3 separate regions of the Homo sapiens genome follow, and regions 1 and 2 are each linked to region 3. The links are chromatin loops, found by intact Hi-C in ENCODE. Cell type or tissue: CD14-positive monocyte. All regions are shown on one strand. Region 1 overlaps UBASH3B (ubiquitin associated and SH3 domain containing B). Region 2 has its middle 3.9 kb from the start of SNORD14E. Region 3 has its middle 26 kb from the start of UBASH3B.

The links. Peaks named below come from ENCODE experiments on the same cell type or tissue, not always from the same donor. Only the 100,000 strongest peaks of a DNase experiment are listed, where the experiment ranks them.
Region 1: it touches region 3 in a loop (8-fold over the local background); 98 of 110 quality-filtered maps call a loop at or near these places.
Region 2: it touches region 3 in a loop (5-fold over the local background); 3 of 110 quality-filtered maps call a loop at or near these places.

What each region holds. Positions count from the first base shown.
Region 1 is chr11:122,780,623-122,783,122 of GRCh38, reverse strand. UBASH3B (ubiquitin associated and SH3 domain containing B) reads right to left here. Exons shown (of 14, transcript NM_032873.5): 5 at 1-70. Among named protein-coding and RNA genes, the nearest start is that of CRTAM, 57 kb to the left of the region's middle. In CD14-positive monocyte, CTCF peaks have their summits at 1,309 and 1,513 (motif pointing right); a DNase peak (open chromatin) is centred at 1,542; H3K27ac peaks cover 479 bases.
Region 2 is chr11:123,052,968-123,055,467 of GRCh38, reverse strand. No RefSeq gene overlaps it. Among named protein-coding and RNA genes, the nearest start is that of SNORD14E, 3.9 kb to the left of the region's middle. In CD14-positive monocyte, CTCF peaks have their summits at 779 and 979 (motif pointing right); a DNase peak (open chromatin) is centred at 997; H3K27ac peaks cover 253 bases.
Region 3 is chr11:122,628,004-122,630,503 of GRCh38, reverse strand. No RefSeq gene overlaps it. Among named protein-coding and RNA genes, the nearest start is that of UBASH3B, 26 kb to the left of the region's middle. RefSeq lists a silencer at 1,229-1,523. In CD14-positive monocyte, CTCF peaks have their summits at 1,162 and 1,365; a DNase peak (open chromatin) is centred at 1,343.

The DNA.
Region 1 (2,500 bases), 150 kb before region 3:
AGGTGGCTGGCTTGGAAGTGGTAAGCCAGGGTCACATGTAGCTGCTTCTTATGAGGTTCCACATGCACTTCTGGAAAAAGGAAGAAAAAGGTCAGTAATTAAAAGGTGGTGATGATAGCAATGGTGAAGACTTAAGGAAAGGCATAGAAAGGTACCCTGAGAAATTCTGCTTCCCACATAACAAAGAAGACAAAAGACGTTTCTCTCCTTCACAGCAGTAGAATAAGGGGGTAAGGGGATGGCAAGAGATTCCGAATCAAGCCACTGTTCAAGAGATAGCCACCATACGGCTTTCCTCTAGGAGCTGCGGGTCAGCTGAGGGCAGTCCTTTTAGTTAAGTCCTTCTCACAACATTCCAGTTGGTGGTCACCAGCCCCACCTTTCAGAAGAGGGCACTATGACCTACAGTGATGAAATAATTTGTGTAGAAATACAAAGCATGTTTTATAGCTGCGTGACTCCCAAAGCTCTATTCCCTTCATTTTGGAATCACGTGTCTTAGCTTCTGGGTGAGATTGATGGAGAAATGAGGGGAAAAGATGGATATTTTCAAAGTTTAATGCAGGGTTTCTCTCAACAGCATTTTGGGTTGAATAATTATTTTTTGGGGGGGGTGGCTGTCCTGTGCATGATGGGGTGTTTCGCAGCATCCCTGGCCTCTACCCACAAGACGTCAGCAGCACTCTCCAAGCTGTAACAATTGAAAATGACCTCAGACATTGCCAAATGTACCCTGGGAGACAAAATCACCCTTAGTTGAGACATACTGGTTTAAAGTATACAGACTGTTATTCTAAGATATCCCAAGAGACAAAACAAAACAACCCTACCTATAGGAGGGAATGGCTTTTTTTTCTCTCTCTGGTACTTTTTTTTTTTTTTGAGACAGGGTCTTTCTCTGTTGCCCAGGCTAGAGTTAAGTGGCATGATCATAGCTCACCACAGCCTCCACCTCCTGGGCTCAAGTGATGCTCCCACCTCAGCTTCCTGAGTAGCTGGGACTACAGGTGTGAACCACCATGCCTGGCCTCTTTTGTATTTACAATGAGGGAGAATCATCTACTGTACAAACTAGAATAATGAAGAAGTTGCAACTAGAAGAAATTAGGGAATTTGAGAATTTAAGGAACTTGGTCAAGTCACACAGAGAATTAGTGGCCCAAGATAGAACTAGAAATTGAGCATTTCGGTTTTAAGTACTTTTTCTTTTATACTGCATTGCCTTTCTTTGGTGTAAGCCCCATGAAACAAGGTTTTTGTCTCTCGCTTACACTGTATCCTTACTCAGCATATCATGCAGGTTTTCAGTACTTGTTAAATGAATAAATGCACATGAATGAATCTCCCTTGACCACTTCAAATGGAGGAAGACACTAAATCTACTTGATGATATCTGGTCCTGCCAACAACTGGAGAATACCAAGTTCCAGGGCAAAGACATGGTGGCCGGCTTCCCATGCTGGGTAATAAGGAGCGGGACCAGCTAAGCTGCGCAGGGTCATCCAGTTCTCCACATCCCCACCAGGGGGCCACACAACAGCAGAGAAACGAAGCCGGCCAAGTTCTTCATGACAGCAGGATCTTGGAGAGGAATTGGCTCCACCCGCGTCCCACAGGGAAAGCTGGGGCTTCGACTGCTGCTCACTCAGTATGCACTCCAAGAATCTGTGCGGCCCTGGCTGAGGCTTGCTTTTCTCATTTGTGAAGGATTTGGGTTTTGCGGCTTTGACATTAGTTTTGGTCCTTGTGGGGATTTAGTGGTTCTGACAATAACTACTGTGGGATGAGAGAAAGCCATTTCCTTGAGATTGAGGGATAAGAGCAGGAAATAATTTGCCTCTCAGTTATGCTCTTTCTCTGAAATATTAAGCTCCTATGAAATGTCAGGCTTCACTGAAGTCAGGACCCGGAGACTAGTCCCGTCGCTGAGGGAGAGGAAGAGGTGGGGGTGGGGGTTGCAAAGTCTAAAGAGGACCCCTCCCCAGGTACAGAGGGGTCTTAAGGTCCTTGTGTTCCTTCCGAGAGCACTGTGATCCTGCAGTGATACTGAGCCCCGATCCCACTCATAGGTCCCAAGTCCTGTGTGGTGCTTTTCTGGTAAAGAGGAATATGGAACAAAGGGCCTGAGATGGTGATGAAAATAGCAGCAGGGAACAATGGCAGGTGAGGGATAGGCCAAAGGCCAAAAGGCTAAGGAGCAAACTGCGGCCTTGCTCAGGTCTTCCCCCTCTCTGGCACTCCCTAAAATTAGGGGTAGGGGAATTGTACGTCTCCTCCAGCTTTGCACTCAGCACTCGGCTTCCACTGTGCATCCTGCACCATCCACTCTGGTCAGGGCAGCCTCCCCACTGTCCTCTGCTCACACCATCTCATGCCTGCCTGCCTGTGCTCCTGCCACCCGCCCGCCTGCAGGCCTTTCCTCCATTGTCCTGATCAACATCGTCCCAGGGCAAGTTTCCTTCCTTCCGTGAAGGTAGAACCACCCCTTTCTCTTTTCAGA
Region 2 (2,500 bases), 420 kb before region 3:
AGAAAGAGAAGGTAACCATAGGGACAGCAGTGTCTACCACTTCCCATTGAATTTCGAGTTAATGGCAATTGCTTCTCCCCTTATTTGATTCTCCAAATAACCTTACAATGGAGGGATGTTTGGATGCTCTGGCTGTGCATGCACAAATCTACACGGTGGCAAAATTTGCTTTTGCAAGTTACTGTAAGGAGGTTTGAGTTTATAAGAGGAAACTCCATGACCTAGATGGTTCTGTCCCTGCTGCACAGGGCGCTACTGGATTGGGAAGACAGGCCAAAAAACTTAATCTCTAGGTCCAGTTTAGGAGTTACATGCAGGTTTCTGGTGAACTTGGCAATATGGTTATATTCTAAAATGTATTTTTATTACTATAGCTCTCTCAGTTTCTACTTGACCTTATTAGACATTTTTCTTTTTTTTTTTTTTTTTTGGAGATGGGAGTCTTGCTCTGTTTCCCAGGCTGGAGTGCAGTGGTGTGATCTCAGCTTGCTGCAGCCTCCACCTCCCGGGCTCAAGCAATTCTGCCTAAGTCTCCTGAGTAGCTGGGACTACAGGTGCACGCTGCCACACCCAGCTAATGTTTTGTGTTTTAGTAGAGATGGGGTTTCATCGTGTACCGAGGCTCAGTATCCTGAGCTCAGGCAATCTGCCCGCCTCCCAAAGTGCTGGGATTACAAGCATGAGCCACCACGCCTGGCCCTTAATAGACTTAAACTTCTAAGGCAATAGTATAAAGCCACAATAATAAAATTATCCAACAATATTACTACAATATTTGTTACATATAAAATTAAAAAATGACAATGCCCGTGAAAAATCCTTTGTCCAAACTATATTGAGTACTTACAATGTTCCAGGCTTTAGGCTTTCAAAGGAAAAGTGGTCTTTTGGATTCCATTAAGGTGGGATGAAGTGGTTGCAGGACATAAATAGAAACGCTGAGAGTTTCCGTATCTGTGGGTCTACGTACTGATGTAGTCATCTTTGTCCACTAGATGGCAGTAGCTATTTATAAAACTATCAGAGTACCCCGGGGGAAGCTGCTGTAGCATTGTCTGTGCTGTTTGTTGTGCTTTCTAGCTGGAAGCACAGCAAATAATGAAGAAGGAAAAGGAAGTCAGCTCTAAATATCCACAATTACCTTCCAGGCAAAGCATTCTTTTTCTCCTTTTTTTTTTTTTTTTTTTGAGATGGAATTTCGCTCTTGTTGCCCAGGCTGGAGTGCGATGATGAGATCTCAGCTCACTGCAACCTCCACCTCCCGGGCTCAAGCAATTCTCCTGCCTCAGCTTCCCGAGTAGCTGGGATTACAGCCATGCGCCACCATGCCCGGCTAATTTTGTGGTTTTGGTAGAGACAGGGTTTCTCCATGTTGGTCAGGCTGGTCTCGAGCTCCCGAGCTCGGGTGATCCACCCGCTTCAGCCTCCCAAAGTGCTGGGATTACAGGTGTGAGCCACTGCGCCCGGCCCAGCATTCTCAACTGAGCAAGTGCCCTGCTTAGGTGGGAGTAATGGCTTGAGTTGAGATCTCAGGATACTTGGGCAATGGGTATGGAGGGATGGGTAATACAGACAGGTTTAGAATACAGAGGGTGAGGTGAAGAAAAAGCTCAGAGAATATAGCCTTTCCGGAGCCACACTGGCTAGTTTAAGTCCCCATATTATTTCCCTCATCCCCCTGAACTGCTTCTGGGTTTCTCAACACACTTTGGTGAAATGCTTAAATTCCTCAGGAAGCTCACCCAAGAATGGAGAAGCACCTGTGTGCACACCTGTGTTCCCAGTGTCTGGCACATAAGCAACATATATTTGTCAAGTGAATGAATAAAAAGGGGTGGGTGGAGCAGGTACCCAAGAGGGTAGAATGTGCTCCCTTTGTGCTTTATAATAGTCTGCTCATGATCATCTCTCTTGGAAGAGTGGGAGGGTGGTTGCTGGATGAGCTCAGACTCACTCTCTGTTCCTTGCAGGGTGGGGAGCCAACATTAGAGTTGCATGTGATGAGAAGAAAGTGATCAAACCTGGAGCAGATTTGGGTAAAGGAAAGTTGGCAATAACAGAATTGCCAAGATCTTGACCGGAATAAAGGTCTTTACATTGCCCCTGAGATCTGGGCACTATGTGGAGTCAGTGGGATGAACAGAGACAGTGTAGCTAGTCTGCAGTATAAGACTGTCAGGGCCTGCCTGGAGCAATGGGGCCTGTCCTAGAACACTGGGCCACAGCACAGAACATTCAGAGCATGCAGCCAGCTCAATTTTTTATTTATTTTATTTTATTATTATTATTATTTAGACAGGGTCTTGCTCTGTCACTCAAGCTGGGATGCAGTTTCATGATCACAGCTCACTGCAGCCTCCGCCTCCTGGGCTCAAGTGATCCTCTTACTGAGTAACTGGAACCACAAGCGCATGCCACCACGGCCAGCTAATTTTGTACTTTTTTGTGTAGAGATGGGGTTTTGCCATGTTGCCAAGATAAAGACACCATCAAGAAAGTG
Region 3 (2,500 bases):
TCCAGCTGAGCTGAGCTGACACAGTACAAATCACCACAATACCTTAAGGACTGCCTACAGACAGTGATTTTAACATCTCAAGTTTCAGGTGCTTCTGATGCCTTCAATACAAAAATTGTTTCAAAAAGCCTGGAGTAGACACAATGACCTTCTGCTGGGGGGCAGTTGAGTATTGGGAAATCTAAATGATACATCACATTGTCAATTGTCTGACTAGTTCATGAAAAAACAAACCAACCTTCTTTCTAAGTTTATACCACACGAAAGAATAAAAGGTGAAAGATTCAGCATCATGCAGCAAAGTCCAAATCCCTGGCTGACTGGCATTACCTTCCCACCTTTCTGCCTGCTCCTGGGTCCACATGGGTGGAAACCATCATCTCAGTGGGGGACTGAGGATTGAGGTCACTGCTCTTCATCATAGTGCAGGTGAAGGTGTTCAGGTAGTGTCGACGGAGTGGTGTGTGTGTGTGTGTGTGTGTGTGTGTGTGTGTGTGTGTGTTTTGGGAGTGGGGATGTGTGAGAACAGTATTTACAGAAAACATTCTTTCCCTGGGGGCTGGCTCACACCAGGAAGGGAGACTTTCCCACTGCCAGTCTCCTTGGGAGACTATGTGTCAGCAACACCAACTGGGTGACCAAATAGTGGTGATTCCCACAGTTCTTGGCTATGACCCTGTTATTATCTCTGCCTGCCCTGTCTCAAAAAGAAAAAAAAAAAAGGGCCAGGCGTGGTGGCTCACACCTGTAATCCCAGCACTTTGGCAGGCCAAGGCGGGTGGATCGCCTGAAGCCAGGAGTTCGAGACCAGCCTGGCCAACATGGTGAAACCCTGTCTCTACTAAAAACACAAAAATTAGCCAGTCGTGGTGGCGCGCACCTGTAATCCCAGCTACTCGGAAGGATGAGGCAGGAGAATTGCTTGAACTCAGGAGGCAGAGGTTGCAGTGAGCCCAGATTGTGCCGCTGAACTCCAGCCTGGGCAATAGAGTGAGACTCGGTCTCAAAACCAGAACAGAAACAAAAACAAAAAACAAAGAAAGAAAGAAAGAACTGGTTATATGTATTGTTCTTTGCCAGTTTGCAAAGAAGTGCTTGTTTAATAACTTTTTGTACATATTTGACTCGGGGCTTATTTTCATTTCAATCTGGTCACAAGGTTGCAAGAGAGCAGTTAATTTTCACCTGTTGAAAAAGACCCAGGAGTTGTGTGTTGCTGAGATGGCTCAGTCAATTTACAAGTAATTTCTCCTTTTCACAACGCCAGTCGCCATCTCCAGCTTCCTTCTTGCCCATCCACTAACAATGGTATTTTGTCTCTCAAACCAGATTTCACCCTTGCACAGAAACGACCCCTTGTGGCTTTCCCTGGGGCCTGCATCCCTAGGGCTGGCTCTGATGAGAGTAGCCAGCCTTGGGTTCGCCCTCCTGGAGGAGGAGGAACCTCCTCCTGCCTCCCTCTTACTGCACAGGATGCCACCAGTCTGTTGGAAGCAGAAATGAAAAAGAACAGTCTGTTTGCCAAAGGAATGTGTCTATGCAAAAACATATAGCTCAACACAACTGCTGCACCGAGAGGAAAATCGTAGCATCTGCCAACCCACAAAGCCTCCTCACAGCTTTTCCCTGCATCCCTCCCCTTCCAACAGCAGCCACTGTGCTTATTCCAATCACAGTGCAACAACTATTTTGGAAAAGAAGAGCCCGGGCCTGCAGCAGCCATCTGATGATCTAAGAGCTGATTTGTACTTGAGCAGATGAAAAATACTGCCACTGTTGACCTCGGGGAGTTGAATGCCATGGGGTGAAATTTTAATGATGCTTACATTTTTAAATAGTTTTTCATGACTTTTAACTGAGGAAGTCTGCTGTAAGGATGAAACCAGATAAACTAATGTTCAATGATAGTGGAAGCTATTTAGTTGAAACTGATAGCAAATATTTATTGCCTATATATTATATTCAAAGGACTGTGCTAAGTGATGCAGAAAAGTCAGAAGTGTTTTATTGGGCCCTGATTTTTCTTTTTGGCCCTTTGTTGTGTTTATTTTTTATTATTTTTGAATTTTTTGAGACAGTCTAGCTCTGTCGCCCAGGCTGGAGTGCAGTGGCGTGATCTCAGCTCAGCACAACATCTGCCTCCTGGGTTCAAGTGATTCTTCTGTCTCAGCCTCCCTAGTAGTTGGGATTACAGGTGCTTGCCGGCACCACCCAGCTAATTTATGTATTTTTAGTAGAGATGGGTTCATCATGTTGGCCAGGCTGGTCTCAAACTCCTGACCTCAAATGATCCACCTGCCTCAGCCTCCCAAAGTGCTAGGATTCCAGGGGTGAGCTACCCCACCCAGCCCGTTATTGAGTTTAGAAAACAAATATTGCTATTTTCTTTGGGTCCATTATGAATTCTGGTGCTGTGATCTGTCATTGTGCCCAGGATTAGAACCAGCTGATGGGTGTGCAACTTTAAAGGCACCGTTCTAAGATCCATTAGGGAAAGCCC